2 separate regions of the Homo sapiens genome follow, and region 1 is linked to region 2. The links are chromatin loops, found by intact Hi-C in ENCODE. Cell type or tissue: endothelial cell of umbilical vein. All regions are shown on one strand.

Region 1 (8,000 bases), 380 kb before region 2:
CAATGCTAGTGAGTATGAATGAACACATAGCAAAAATTTCAGGTAGAACAGCCATGCCAAGGGCTGGTGGGACAGGTGAGGCCGAGTGAATAAAAAGAAGTAGCCCCAGAGACACTCAAGGTGGTTCCAGCTGCTTTTGAAGGAGGTTTCTTTCTAAGAGGTGGCTGGGCTTGGTTTCAGCGTATTCCAATTTGGGACTCATGAACTGCAACTAATAAAGATCAAAAAACTGATACAGAAATTGTTTTATAAAACATTCAATTCAAAATGCCTGCAGTGACCTTGACAAGAGCAGACGTTAGGAAGATCCCTGACAGCTGAGAACATTGTGTGAAGCCCCTCAGAAGTTAGTTGTGAAGCCCTGCGGGGAGATCTTTGGCTGCACAGGGGAGAGGATGGTGGGGAGGGGGACAGGCATCATTGTCACTATTATGGTAGGTAGGGCTGCTGCTTCTCTGCCTGAAACAGAGAAGAAGGTGTCAGGAAGATCCTAAAGAGAAGGACCCTGGCACAGGCAGACTGGGTGGAGGTGGCATGGGAGGCAGCGAGTTCTAACTCCTTAAATAGTGCTTTATCACTACTCAGGAACTGTTACGGGAAGCTCAGAGTTGTGCTTCTCACCAATAATCTTAGAGAAATCACTTCAAACAAGAGATTAAAGAAAAGGTTACAGGTTTCAGTAAAGGGTTCCGTTTGGCCAAGTATACGATGGTTTGTAGTTGTCATTGTCCATGCCTACTGATAACTTATTTTGTGTTTTTGAATGAAAAGACATTTGTACATTCCTTAAAATAATAATATTGTTAAAAAGCTGGTGACGCTCACAAAATCGATTCCACAAATCCCAAGCAGAGCATGTAGAGGCAGCGCACACAGGAGGCGCAGGCGGTGTGAGCAGCCCTCTGCTGTCCCTTCCCCTCCCACAGGCTCCCCCCAGCTGCTCTGACCACCGAGACACCCACTCCCGCTGCATCCCTCACATCCAAAGGCTCTTCCAGTGCCCTCTGGGACCTTGGTTCCAGGGTGAGCAACGCAACCAAGCTCGTGGGGAGGGCGGAGCACTCCATCCTCTTCCTGTGACCGCAGGGACCGTGGCTCTCCCGGGTGCTGCCCAGCCTACCCCAGGTAGTGAGCGCTTCATGGCCCCAAACTCCTGGGGACTGGAAAGGGCTTTGTGTCCTTCTACCTGTATGTAAACCCCCCCCACCCTCTCTTAGCCACCTGGTTGCCCAAAACCACCTGAACCTTCCGCTCACACCTTGGTAACTTACTGTCTTCTTTTCTGTCCTAGATCTTGCCATCAGGGTGGGCACTTTAATGTCCCTCCCTGTGGGCAGCACATCCAATACACTTGCCGTCCCTTTCTTTCCCTCCCTCACCTGGTGACACCCCTAACCTGCGAATGGCCTAGAGTGGTCCCACCTGAGATATTCTCAACCTGTATCCTGAAGCCTCATCACAGCCTCCTCTACTGAGATCCCGGTTCCCTTCAACCCGCTGCCCCTGACTTTCAATCTCCCTGAGCCCGTCCATGTCTGCTCTTCCCATTTCCTCATTCTCTCATCCCCCCCTTTTGGTTTTGCTTCCTTCCCCCTCCCACCTACACTCCAGGGCCTAGCACTTCAGCCCCATTTTTTACAATAGCCCCCTTCCTAAACCAACAGCCTATGAACCTGCTTCGTAGTGCACAGCCAGCAATGAAGCAAGAAAAGAATCGAGCACATAGCCCCAATATGTTCATAAATCGCATACATTTTACTACTGGGCTGACATTTTCTTCATTTTAAAACATATCACGAAAATGGAAAGGCACAAATGACATGATTTTAGAAGGCCAATATAATAAGCATTTCAGTATTTTCTGCCCATTCCCATTGGAGCATTTTGTACAGCCCCTGAGGGTGTGTGTACTCCAGTTTAGGGACCACAGCCCTAAACCCTATCACTCTCTTCTCCTTCTGTCACATCCACCCTACAAAGCCATCCCTGAGCCAGTCTAGTCATGAGTGTCCTGTTCTCTGCCAGGTGTCTAAGTGGTGTTAGAAGACACACTCAGTCCCAGTAACCTCTGGATATACTCTTTCAGCTCAGGGCAATGTCACTGAGAGCCTTCAAGGGGCAACAGTGAAGCTAGTTTGCAAGAAAACGTCTTTCATCTTCATCTATTGCCAGCACCCAGCACAGTGCCTGGCACTTGCCTGTGACCATGAATGCATTGATCTGTGCACACATGTGGCATCCACATCGCTCTGCCTACGTGGTTACCAAGGCATGAAGAGAACAATAGAGAGAGCCCTGACAGGTCAGGACATCCCAGCTGGGGCGCCTTTAGTTCTGAAGCTGTGTGAGGGTACCTTACCCTCACAGCACCTCTGTCTGCCCATAATGGCCCAAGCAATAGACTGGCCCTCAGAATGTGCCTGAGGCAGTTTAATTAAGGCCATTTTGGCACTTGACTATTCCAGAAGGTTGTATGGAGGTGGGAAATAGGGCTCTTTCAATCTTCTCTTCAATGCTGGCAGCAACCCTGGCTCAGGGCACAGCTGTACCCCCATTTCCTTCAGATGTCCCCTCACAGAAGGATGCCGCTGTCAGAGCAAAGGGGTGAGCAGGAGAGTGACAGAGCTTAAAGAGCAGCCTCCAGTGGACACAATGTAGACTGGATTTGAGCAGGGCCTCCAGGGTAAGCACAACGAGAGGTGCTGGAAGAGCCAAGGATATGTGTTTGACCTACCTTCCTCTCTGGCCATGGAGGGCATCTCTTTCTCTCTGTCTCTCTCTGTCTCTCTCTGTCTCTCTCTCTCTCTCTCTCTCTCTCTCTCTCTCTCTCACACACACACACACACACACACACACAGAGAGAGAGAGAGAGAGAAGACAGCTATGGCACTTTCTCAGGAGGTAAACATGATTTAGGCAAAATTCCCTCACTTCCTACAGTTCTTTTATCTTCTCTTTCTCCCTTCCTCGTCCAGTGTTTCTTAATGACTGGTCATGGACTGACCCCTGAATCAAAGTCACTAAAGCCCTGTTATCAGTGCAGATTCCTGGTGTCATCTCAGACTAAGAGAATTAGCAAGTCTGAAACTGGAGCAAGGGACTCTGCATTTAAACAAAGTTTTGCCCATTAAAGTTTGAGCACCACTGAAAAACTCTCTCTTCTTCTCCTGTGTTCTTCCCAACTATGCATCCCTAATCTGTGGCCTGCATCCATCTAGCCACCATTCCCCTCTGCCCCTCCACTCCTGAGGCCATCATGATGAAGCCAGTGGGAACTCCAGTGGAAGGACCCAGACAGGAATAAGATCACCTGGGCCTTCACCTTCCTTCACCGACCGAGAGCTCTTCTCTTCCTGCGCTTTTATTTTAATCTAGGACATCCCCTCACTTGGCTCCTAGAGGCCCTGTTTCATTTAATTTGGCCTCCTTGCCCAAGCAGAATCCTGGGCAAGCCTGGGAACCTAATACCCTGAATTCAAATGAAGTTGCCTGGAGGAAACTGAATGAATCAGGTAGCTAAGATTTGGCCTAACGTTGATCTATTTTTGGCCAAAGCCAACCTCCACTAATAGGTCTCTACTAATAGACTTGCAAAGATGGAGCTCTGAATCAATGCTAAACAAGAGTTATAAATCATGAAGACGTTTGCTGTCTTTTTACCTCCCAGGGATGGGAGTGAATGGGAGAGGACTCTGACCATGAAGCGCTCTAATCTAAACTCGGAGAAAATTCTCCCAGCCATTCTTCTGCTCACAGAATTTCCGCGGCACCAGTCTCCCTGCAGCTTTGACAAGTGAGCTATTTTAGTATGAGAACAAGTAGAGTTATTGTTATCTCTGCTCTGAATCAAGGATAAAAAGAAAAGGTGAGCGGGAGAAGGAGGGTGTGAGAGAGAAGAACTGGGGGTGAGGTGCGGAAAAGCAGAAAGGACTTCAGATACCGAAAGAAAAGGAGCCAGGTGCTCTTCCCGGCAAGGAAGTCACCAGCCGGCCGGTTTGTGGATTGAAATCAGCACGTGACCCCTCAGCAACCATAGTAACAGTCCCTCCCTCTGGTCTCACAGGGCTCTGGAGGGGTGAAGACAGCACGATACATGCCAAGGTGCCTTGTCAGTGGTGAAGTGTTGTCTACACAGGGTGGCAGCTCCCTGTTTGACCAGGGAGCTACTGCGCCTTTCCCACAACCCCACCCAAAGACTCAGGACGGCCCAGGCCAGAAGGAAATTTAGACAGTAGACCCTCCGTCAGCAGATACCTTTCCCTGCTCTTCCTACCGGGTCACCTAGACCCTTAACAAGGGTGCTATTTTAGCAAGAAACTGAAAATAAAAAGAGAATCTGCCCTCCGAACATGCTGAACACTTATTTTAGCACACAGCCCCATGGAGGGTCAGCGCTCCACGCATGTTTTAAAGCGTTTGTGCCTATTTATTTTGAGACCGGCAGGGCCTGAGTGAGCCACAGCTTCCTGGATTCTGCTTTGTCAGCAAGGAAGATTTGCTGCCATAGATATGCTGAGCTCCCTCTGGGGCCCCCCTTCTCCTGGAATCTGACTGAGATGAGAAGTTTATCCCAGCACTTAAATGAAGAGACTTCCTCCAGCTCCCACTTCTGCCTCACCCCTCCGCCTACCACTGACAAACAGGCCTGGCTGCAAGGTGTGCGTGTCACCAGGACCTGGCCACCAGAGGGCGACAGAGAGCAATGAGGGTCGAACAGTTTCCCAGAAGGAGCCAAATCCCCTGACACATCTGCTCCCTCCTCCAGCCCAAAAACTGCCAGACTTGCTAGCATTTGCCAGTCCACCGAAACAAACATCTCACCTTCATCGTACAGTTCCTTGGTAAACTCTTATTTTCTTCTTTATCAAGTTTGGATGGAAAACAAAACAATTAATTTTAAGAGCAGCACACAAGAACCTAAACATTATTTATGTCTCTAATTATCTTGTTCTGGTGGGTATTTTAGTCCCTGTCTGGTCAGCACATTAATTATCTTCATAACTACAGCAAAAGTTAAATAATAAGCACCCAAGGCTACAGCACTACTGTAATGTGCAAGCTTAAATGAACTTATAAATTTTATTAATGGATGCTTTATACAACTCCTTATATTATAAATCAAACAAGAAACCTATTTCTGTCTTTTAAGGGTATGGTGAAAAAGCTTTAACATTATTGAGGATAATTTTTATTAAGTTTAAAACTCCCTTTTTCCAGTAATGAGACTGTTATGAGGATAATTTAATCTAGTTTGTCATGAGGCACCCCGGCTTGTTAAATAAGTTAATAAATGACTGTGCATTAATCAAAGTGACAAAGCTATGAAGAGCTGGGGATGGGAGACAATTCTGGTGATAGTATTAATTAGTATTTAATTAGAAACTTAGGGCCCATAAATAAAAAAAAAATCATGGTAGAGACATTTATGCAAATTGCTCAGAGCCTGCAGTGGAGTTAGCTTTGCTTTAAAGAAACATGATTTTTTTTTCTAACATACTGTACACGGCAGCACTGTGGCCACATCACGTGGCTTAAACGAGCTCTTCTTTTGTTTCCAATTTGTTCCAATTACAGGCCTGTAAATTCAAATCATTCTTTTGACTGTCTTGATTGAAATGTAGAGTTTCCACAATTTCTACTGGGAGTTCTGTTTTTTTCTTCTTTTAATAAAAAAGGAGAAGTGTTTTAAAGACATAAAGAAGAGCTTTAGATTCTTTTTCTGCTCTTTTAATTAAGATGTGTGCCACCATTTTCTAAGAACAATTGTGGATTCCATTTGGTACACAAACAATGCCTCCTTTTTCAATCCTGGTGAGCTGTAACTAGGTTTTGTTATGTGATATAATATTGAAGACTGCATAGATTCAACTGCCATCATTTTTATGATAATCATAGCACTTTTAGCTTTTCTCTCAATAATGTACTTGGATAAATGGGCAATTTTTGATGGCCCAAAAAGATAATAACCGTTTGGTTCTGAACGTCACTGCTTTCCTAAGGTACATGTTCCCCCTTTTCAGACTTTATTATTTGTTGCATTTATTCAAGAAAGGTTATCCACAGTAAAACTGCTTTTTCTATTCAACAGTCTATCTCTGTCATGGTTCATTTATGTGTGAGCATGACGGACTGAAGCCCGTATTATCCACAGCTGACAAGTGTCAGGCCGACAGTTCAATCAGCCCTTCCTCGAGATGATGCCCAGGGCCCCGTGTTTGAAGTAGGACAATAAAGCAGGCAACACAATCCGGGCAAACTGATCCGATCCCTGTATGTAAAGGGGATTCTGCTTAATAACACAGTGTGGTTTTTTTCCCTCTCCAAACACATTAGTCCTTAAACAGTGAGTTGGCCCTTAAGAAAATCTGTGACTGACATGAAAATGCTGAAGTTTTAAGGTGGTTGGTTTATCCGTAACCTCATGGGGCTGCTTCTTTGTGCAGACTAGTTTTGTCAAAGTCAGAAAAATAATGTATTCAGTGTCTGATCATTTTTAGGGAGTTATTCGAATGGGATTTTAAGTCAGACATCCTGATGTTGACACAGGGATCATTTTCTTGTCCTTTTGTTTTACATTTGTGGAACAGATCATTTGCATTGGCTAATAAAATTAAATCTCTGAAATGCATACAAAAGTGAGTTCCCTTCAGCAACAATCCTCAATTCCCTCCACCAGCCGAGTAAGCAGAGTTGCTGGGTGTGTTTCTTTATATTGGGTCTCTCTAGAACACAGGCTATAATGCAAACATATCTTCAAAATTAGTGCTCCTTCGGCCTGGGTAACACTTAGACTCAAATGTATATTAAAGTATTTCACTACAGATCCTGACAATCAACAGCAGAGCCAAAGTCGATAAAATGCTAATAACCTGCTGCGGTCTGTTCCTTGGAGGACTGGGGTACTGCTGTTGTGCTCTCTTCCAGCCTTCAAACCATTGCAGGCGACAACGGGCAAGGGAAGGCGGCTCACCCCTTTAGAAGGGGCCAGAGCACTACATGCCTTTCATAAGGAGGAAGCCAAAGACCCTCTTAAAGCATCATAAAACCTTCAAGCCAGAAGGCACAATGCAAAACATCAAACCCAACCTCTTCCATACTTGATGAATGAGGCTCAGAGACATTTTTGTGACTTCCAACGTCAGAGAGCTTGTAAGTAGCAGTGGAAGGAAAAGGTTAACAACAACAACAAAAGAATCCTCTGAATTTTGCTTCTCTTTATATGACTTTACTAGGCTGGGCAAGTTAGTGCAGAAGGGACTGATGAAAAGCAGAATCCAGAAGTCAGAACGTGAGGAATGATGCCGGCAACTACCAAACATGACTTCTGTCAATTTCCTTCTTGCACAATGCTGGAAGTCCTAAGTAACGTATTTTCTGTGAATGTTGGTTTTTCTCCGTCTACCCTGCTCTGTCCGAATCTACCCATTTACTGCATTCTCTCCCCCACTTTGACCCCACAGACCACATCACCCAAACACCCTTGGCTGCTGGCTTCCAACTGTATTAGAGACGAGGGGAGGCACTAATGGCCAGTCAAGTGGGAAGAGAGAAGCTACACTGTGTCCTTGTCCCCTGCTTGGACTCCCCATCTCAGAAGAAGACTGTGTCCCTCCAGCACTCCTGCTTCCACCGAGAGGCTCTTCCTCCAGGGCTCCAACTATCATGGGCCCCAGTCCCTCAGTTTCCTCCCCTTGGCCCTTCATCCTTGGGGATACCAGCTCCCCACTGGTGCTAAACTTGGGGTGCCTCCCATCTCTTGTTTGTCCACCTACCTCTGCCCACACTTCTGAAGTAGCCCCTTCTTTAAAGTCTCCAGCAGAACCATCTCCAGTGAGTTCTGTTTCCTGCTGGGACTCTGATGCATTGAGTGATTTGCATTGCTAACTGATCCTACTTCTAGTCCAGTAGTTCTTAGGATATTCTAAAATCCCACAGAGAATCTGATGAAAGCTATAGGATCTCTTCCCACACACACAAAAAAGTCACTTCTGCACATATGC
Region 2 (8,000 bases):
GAGAGCGAGACAGAGAAAGAAAGACAATTTGTTCCCCCAAAAGGTGGTATCATTTTTCATTGTCATGGGTAGTATATCAAAGTGTCAAATGACCACTCAGTACAACTCTGATTTTTCCTTGTATGACAGATAAGAGGCATTTGGCTGTCATTTGTAGTTTTTGATTACTAGTAAGGTCAAAATGCTTTTGTATGTTAAATAGTTATTTCTTCCTCTGTAAGTTCTTAGATCATTTTCTTTGTCCACTTTTATGTAGTAAGGATATTGACCCTTTGCTGGTTGCATATACAGTATTGCAAATGTTTTTCCGAATCTATATTTGTCTTTTGAATTTTTTCACAGTATTTCTTCTGGCTATTTTGCATGCCAATATTGATTCTAATATTTAGAAAAATAAATATTAGAATCAGTTTAGACCATTTCAAAAAAACCCCAACAAATCCATTGGGAGACTGATGGGTATTTTGTCAATTAAAAATATTAATGGCTATAATTTTCAACATGGACTCTGAAATCTAGAATCTCCCTCTGCAGTTCTTTCCTTTGCTAAAAAGCACTAAGCTAGCTATTTTGGAGATACTGCCTTCAGATCTATGAAAGAGAAACAAAACAACAACTACACAAAGCAGAATATGAATGAGCATCAGAGAATAGGATGGTAGTAGCTTTGGAGCTCAGAGTTTGAAAACAATGGCTGCTGAGTGGGACTTTGGGGCAGATGTGTGCTTGCTCATGAGCCAGTTGGTGTGCTTCAGTGGCATGACTAGTTGAACTTGGGGATTAGTAATTGAAAGTGCCACCTTCAATTACATCCTGTGCCTTCTTTAGGGTATGTCTATCTATTCAGATCCAGTAACAAACTCTGGTTTAGATCAGGGCAATGACTTGGTCCTATGAATTATGACCATCAAGATGTTTTCTTCACTCAAATAAAAGCAATGACCTGAGCTAACGTAACTCTACTAGGGAGAACGTCTGCTGACCTCTAAGATTTCCATCAAAATCATAGTTTGCCAAGGTGTAAGCTGACTGCATCCTTTATAGGCATGTGGCTCTGCCAGCTGGCAAGCCCTGGCCCCACTCTCCCCAGGCAACCAGCCAACAACCCAGCACTTGAAGCAAGATTCATGCCCACTGCAACATTTATTTTGCTTTATTTTTTGAGGTGTTAGCCACATTCTGTTAAGTGGGACCTTTGCAAAGTTTTTCAGGCATTTGGAAGTGCTCATTTTTCCATCAATTTCTAGTGAAAATGTATAGTTCTGTCACGTGTTTTCAGCAAGAGATCTGTAAAAAGACTGAAGTCTTTTTTTTTTTTCTTTACCTAACTCAATGTAGCAGAAATGAGGAAGGGGGATTGTCAGTCATTTCTAAGAACGACAATTTTCACTGCTTGACAATCTGAAATAGAAAATTCTAGCTATCTGATGATATGCCTTATGTACAGCTCACCCCCCAAATACAATGATAAGTGTTGAACAGCAGAGTTGAGGGCCCTTTGCTTAGGCATGATAATTTAGGGAAATAATTAGCTCATCAGAATTGGCTGGGTGCCCTGTTTTCATATTATACAGACAGAGTCACTGAACCACAACTCTGCTGCTTAGAAACAGGCACTAAAAGAAAGGGGGTGGGGGAAGTATGAATAGCCAGTTACCTGCATTCAATCATGAAGTGTACTTTACACTCAAGGATAAACTGATACATGTTAAATTATGCCTGAAGAAATGTCTGGAACAGCACTCAGGAGACCTGTTGGCTGGACTCTGCTCCTCCTCAGCCAGGTGACCTTAAACAAGATCCTAAGACTCTAAAAGGAGAGTCTGAACAGACAACTTCTAGGTTCTAAAGCTCTATGTTTTGGGGGCTTGATTGAAGAGCCACATTAATTACTTTTATTAATAGGTTCAAGTGTACCCTATTTTTTAAACATCCTTCTTCCAAACTATAAACTTACCGTTCATTAAGCACTTACTATCAGTTAGGTAATATACTGGGTTCAGCAGAGTATACCATCTGTCTCATTTTAAGCAGTTCACATTCTCCACATACCCACCAGATAAGGTAACAGAGACCTGGAGTAATGTGGAATCTGGAAAACTAGACGTGGCCCTTTCCAGATCCTTTGTTCTAAGAATGACTCCATGATATCTGGTTGGAGACTGCAAGCTGGGTTTCATGGAGAAACTGGCATTTGAAGAGAATCTTGAATGAATGGCAAGATTTCCAGAGATAGAGATGAAATGGAGGAAATTCTAGGCAGAGAACAGAATAAACACAGAAAGTTTAGGCAACATTTAAAGGATTCCCAAACGAAAACACCTAGAGACAACAAATCTAATCTGTTTGCCATTTAAGTTAGGGTATTAGTTTATCTGTTCCACAAATAGTCATTCAACACATACTCTGTATAACACACCATTCTTGGTGATAGAGGACATCCAAAGATGATGCTGGACATTCTAATATATGTTTAAACTAGGCATTTCATTTTGTTTTTGTTTTCTTTATTTTTTTGGGGACAGAATCCAGCTCTGTCACCCAGGCTGGAGTGCAGTGGCGCAATCTAGGCTTACTGCAGTCTTAACCTCCTGGGCTCAAGTGATCCTCCCACCCCAGCCTCCCAAGTAGCTGGGACTATAGGCATGCACCACCATGCCCAGCTAATTTTTGTATTCTTTTTGGTAGAGATGTGGTCTCGCCATGTTGCCCAAGCAGGTCTCGAACTCCTGGGCTCAAGCAACCCACCCACCTCAGCCTCCCAAAGTGTTAGGATTACAGGCATGAGCCACAACACCTGGTGGCATTTTAAATAATAAAAGAAATATATGCATATTTGTATAAAATATAGAAGAGGACAGATAACTAAATTTAAAATGACCTACCTTGTGTAAGCTTATAGATTTTGAAGGTAATGCCTCATCCAGCACACAGAATCAAATATATAAATTTGGATGGACACAGAAGCAATAACTAATTAGCTCAAAGCAACATTTAAATTGATCTTTCCAGTGAAAAGGCATTAGCAAAAGTAATCTAAAGAACACCTGTTTAGATGCACTAGCATCGACAATTAGGTTCTTCAGGGAACGAGGAGTTTCCAGCAGCCTTCACTCCAATAGTAGGCAATAGAGCTCAGCATTTTTATCACTGTAACCAAGAACATTTAAGGAGGCCAGAGGAAAATACTCAATCCACCTCTTAATTTCTAAGAGGAGGCAACTTCCTTAAGTCAGTCACTTAATTAGCATGGGCTGGGGCCAGGGGTAGGGATGCTCTGCAGGATTCGCTGCTTGACATTCTTCCCCTTTAAGAAATCTGGGCTCTAAACTTTTCAGTAAAAGAAAAAAAATTCAGTCCCAACAATGTAACCCAAGAAGGAGAAGGTGGTGAATCTGATTGGTGCAGAGGTAGAAGTGGCAAGTGTGGTGCCCCCATATGGTCTCTAATCTAGAGTAGCTAGTGCTGCCCATGCCGGGTCAGTCTGAAGCCACAAAGGCTGGCACTGCACAACTACAGGGAGCATCATTCACAGAGACCAAGGTGGGAATGTCAAGTGGGAAGCTTGGCTTCACTCCTTGCTGCCGCCTCTCTAGATGCCACCCTAATAATAATAATAGCAGCTAACATTTATTGAGCACTGACTAGATGCCATGTATTTTATGTGCGACATCTCATTGAGTCCTTGCAGCCACTCCACGACCTAGGTAACATTAATATCCCCATTTTATAGACAGTAGGGTGATCACACAATAAATTCGTTATCCCAAACAGGGCACCTTTTACATTTAAAAAAATTTTTTTTAGTAGAGATGAGGTCTCACTGAGTTGCGCAGGCTGGTCTCAAACTCCTGGATTCAAGTGATCCTCCCACCCTGGCCTCCCAAAGTGCTGGGATTATGGGTGTGAGTCACCACGCCCAGCCTCAAATAAGGCACTTTTGAGAGAGGAGGTGCTATTACTAATGACACTCGAACAACAGGTGTAAACCAGGTCTGACTCAGGCAAGGCAGAGCATGTAGTCACCCTCCACATAAGGGCCTTCAGGTGCAGGGCGCTGGCTTGCACAAGAACAAGGACGTGGCTGAGCCGGGATTCTTTGCAGTGTCAGCCACAGCGTGTTTCCACTGGGCAGCTTTATATCTTCGTCCTGGGCCTTTTGGAGTATCCATGGTTTTTTTTTTTTTTTTTTTTTCTGTAAAATGTGGTAATGAAATCTACTTCATATAGTTATGTAAGATTCAATCAGAGCAAAATACCTAAACTACAGGGAGGAGCCCAAAGCAGTAGTCACTCAATAAACCCCACTTCCTTTCCTCTAGCTCGCCTCTGTGTGTCCTCTGCAAATCCCTTCACTTCTCTGGCCTTTCATTGCCTCCCTCATGCAAGAACGGAGTTGGATTAAGGGGAAAACCTCCTCTCAACGCTGGCATTCTTTCTCCTCTGGTTCTTCTGGAGCCCATCTTTGTTCACTCATGTGCAGCAGGAGGAAGAGCCCTCTCCTCTGCTTTTAGTTCAGAGAAATGGCTTCTTTATTCATGCTCCTTTCACTTTCAGTACTTTCTCTGAGAGGTTGAAATGGTGGATGTGGGAGGCTGTTCTCCCCTCCTATTGTTTCCCTTCCTTTGCCATCGGCTTGTGCTGGAGCTCCTCCTGTGGGTCTCTCCTCAGTGTGGGGGCAGAAATACCAGAGAGTGAGCTGCTGTGCTGTGCTGGGCAAGGAACCCTTTTGGATTTGGGTTGATGGAATTTTTTTTCCCTGCAACTTCATACCTATCACTTTATCCTTTCTTGAAATCACAAAATGTCTGTACATAAAACAAACACACAAAAAAGCCATAAACTGCATTCAGAGGTCACACCATCATGCCAATGTAAGGACCATTTTTCCTAAGAACAAACATTCGAATTGAATTGAGAATCAACACCTTAATGAGTCAAAGGCAGTAGGAAGTGAGAAAAGCACACAAGGCTTATGGAATGAGATGGTTCCTGGAGACTGACAGAAATCCTCAGGGCAATGTGGCCTCCAGAACAGGCAAGGGTACCAGCATGCATTTTTCTTCCCTCTCCTTCTTTTCTTCCCTCCCTTCTATCTTAATTCTTTTCTTTGAGACACGGTCTCACTCTGTCACCCAGGCTGGAGTGCAGTGGCACAATGACAGCTCACTACAGCCTCAACCTCCTGGGCTCAAGGGATCATCTAGGACTACAGATATGCACTACCATGCCTAGGAAATTTTTTAATGTTTTATAGCAGGCCAGGTGCAGTGGCTCACACCTGTGATCCCAGCACTTTGGGAGGCTAAGTCCAGAGGATTGCTTGAGTCCAGGAGTTCAAGACCAGCCTGGGCAATATAGGGACACCCTGTCCCTAAAGAAAAATAAAAAAAAATAGCTGGGCGTGGTGGTGCACACCCATAGTCGTAGCTCCTTGGGAGACTGAGGTGGGAGGCTTGCTTGATCCTGGGAAGTTGAGGCTGCAGTGAGCTGTGACTGTGTTGCTGCACTCTAGCCTGGGTGACAGAGCCAGACCCTGTCTCAAAAATAAATAAATAAAAATAAAATTCTTTGTAGAGATGGAGTCTTGCTACATTGCCCAGGCTGGTCTCAAACTCCTGGCCTCAAATGATCCTCCCACCACGGCTTCCAAAGTGCTGGGGTAACAGGTGTTAGCCACCTCACCCAGCCCCTTCCTCATTTCAAAGCACCTACTTTGTTGCATTTCAGGAACTACTCTAGGCTCTGAGGGTTGGAATAAATAAAAAATAGTCATGCTCCCTGCCTTCACAGAGTTTTCACTGTAGCAGTGAGAGCGGTGTTGATCTAGTAACCACACAAATGTGTTAGATGGTGACCCTGAGGAACGCCATTGAAGGAGAAGTATGATTGGTGCCACAGCCTGCTTTGACCTAGTGAGGGAGGCTGGGCAAGATCTCCCTGAGGAAGTGATGAGGCTCGCACCGAGACGGGAAGGATGAGTCGGCGTTCCGGGCAGAGGAAGCAGCTTGTGTAAAGCCCTGAGGTGGAGGGAAGCTCCTCTAGTTTGAAGAACTGAAAGACAGCCAGGCATCTGGAGCTCTGAGAACAAAGGGGAGAGGGTGCAAGATGGGGCTGGAGAAGGAGGTAGGGCCCAGGCCACACCCAGTTTTGGAGGCCTTTTTACGGATTTAGGCTGTTCCTAAAAATCACGGGCAAATTTTGCAAGTGTTTTCAGCAGGAAGGTGTTATGATCAGAGTTTATTTGAAAGTGATAACTGCAGGAAAATGGATTCAATGGAGGCAAGAAAGGGAGCAAGGAAATAATAAGAAATAACAGTAGCTGGTGTGTACAGAGCATGCTACTTTGGGCCACGTACTGGTCTGTGACCTTTATACACATCGCCTCCTTCAGTCCTCACACAGCCCTGTGGGCCAGGGACTATCATCCCTCTCCTTTTAACAAAGAGGAGATTGAGACACAGAATCACTGGACCAGCGTTGGTTGGCTTGTAAGTGCTAGAACCAAGCTGAGACCCTGGTAGTCCCTGGCTAGAGCCTGAAGCTTAGTTACTACATCCCAGGGGCTCCTTCCTGCCCACAGGCTGGGCAGCAGACAGTAGGGGCTTGCATCAGGGTGGTGGCATGGACAGACCCATAATAATGGAAAGAACTGACAACACCCAGACCAGCAGTACGGGAGGGGAGAGTGAGAGCCAGGTAGGAGAGAGGGGAGGGAGAGCCAGGTAGCGGAGAGAGGAAGGAGAGCCAGGTGGGGGTGCAGCTCAGGGGCTGAAGCGTCTGGGAGGGGCTGGGTTTGAGGTGGCACACATATCCAAGAGCATGGAGGCTTCTGTACAGCCCTAGAGCTAAGGAAAAGAAAACAGATTTGATAATCCAGTGTGGGCACCCTTATTTTCTTTCTTTCTTTTACTAGGAATTCCAGGAGATCAGCTAAGAACTGCCTGCTTTGGTTCTCTTCTTTAAAAAACCAGACCTATGCCAGTTTTGTTCCTGCTTTATTTATTTGTTCAGCTTGATGTTTAATTTTTTTAGTTTCTAAAGGTTTTACTTTCACTGTGAGTGCACTGCTAAAAATTCTGTCTGAAGACTGCTTGGATTCACATGCTCATTGATTCTCCCTCCACCCATTTCAGAATTAACCTGAGCAAATAGCCATGTTTTCTAGTTCCCAAATTCCTCCACTTCTGCCAACTGACATTCTTAAATCTGACATTGGTCAGCCTTGACCCTTGGAATGTATGTATCATTTTATTTCAACAATGCACTTTAGATGTCTACATGTTAAAATTTCTTAAGCAATACAGGCTGTACTTTGTCAATAGCTGCTACAAAAATACATTTTAAAATACCCAGTTGCTACATTCTTGCCTAGAGATAATTTACTGGAAAACTTGCTGAAGAACAATCTTCTCATAGATTTCTATTAGTAATCTAATAGTTCAAACTACTGGACTACAAAGGCCTATTTGGCAAACCCATTCTCTGACACAATGACGTGGACATGCACACACACACAGTTTTTAAAGGGAAGATGAAGGCATGCATTATTGCAAACATGTTTTAAATTCTACAATATATCACCAGAGGGAGAACCCTAACAAGTTAGTCAGAATTAGAATTATAACTATGTAGAGTACCTTTGGCTGAGCTATTTTCCCTTGGTGATTCCACAAAGGCAGCAAGGCTCTGTGTATGTTTCTTTGTTAAAATACACTGTGAAATGGGGGTTGGTCGTGCATTCATCAGTTCATACAATGATTATTTGGCATTTACTATGTGCCAGAGTGGTGTATCAGGAGGGCTATGCTCCTTTTTTTTTTTTTTTCTAATACAGGTTCTATCTCTGCTGCCTAGGCTGGAGTATAGTGGCACAATCTGGGTTCATTGCAACCTCCACCTCCCAGGCTCAAGTGATCCTCCCACCTCAGCCTCCCAAGTAGCTGGGACTTCAGGTGCAGACCATCATGCTTGGCTAACTTTTTGCATTCTTTGTAGAC

The links. Peaks named below come from ENCODE experiments on the same cell type or tissue, not always from the same donor. Only the 100,000 strongest peaks of a DNase experiment are listed, where the experiment ranks them.
Region 1: it touches region 2 in a loop (12-fold over the local background); 10 of 110 quality-filtered maps call a loop at or near these places.

What each region holds. Positions count from the first base shown.
Region 1 is chr5:61,655,398-61,663,397 of GRCh38, reverse strand. The region is part of intron 1 of LINC03122 (long intergenic non-protein coding RNA 3122); the gene reads right to left. It overlaps LINC03152 (long intergenic non-protein coding RNA 3152), which reads left to right. Exons shown (of 8, transcript NR_109910.1): 8 at 1-241. It also overlaps the pseudogene HSPD1P22. Among named protein-coding and RNA genes, the nearest start is that of LINC03122, 22 kb to the right of the region's middle. In endothelial cell of umbilical vein, a CTCF peak has its summit at 4,685 (motif pointing right); a DNase peak (open chromatin) is centred at 4,697; H3K27me3 peaks cover 525 bases.
Region 2 is chr5:61,273,991-61,281,990 of GRCh38, reverse strand. No RefSeq gene overlaps it. Among named protein-coding and RNA genes, the nearest start is that of LINC02057, 13 kb to the right of the region's middle. In endothelial cell of umbilical vein, a CTCF peak has its summit at 4,693; DNase peaks (open chromatin) are centred at 1,070, 1,540, 4,610 and 5,960; H3K27ac peaks cover 2,588 bases.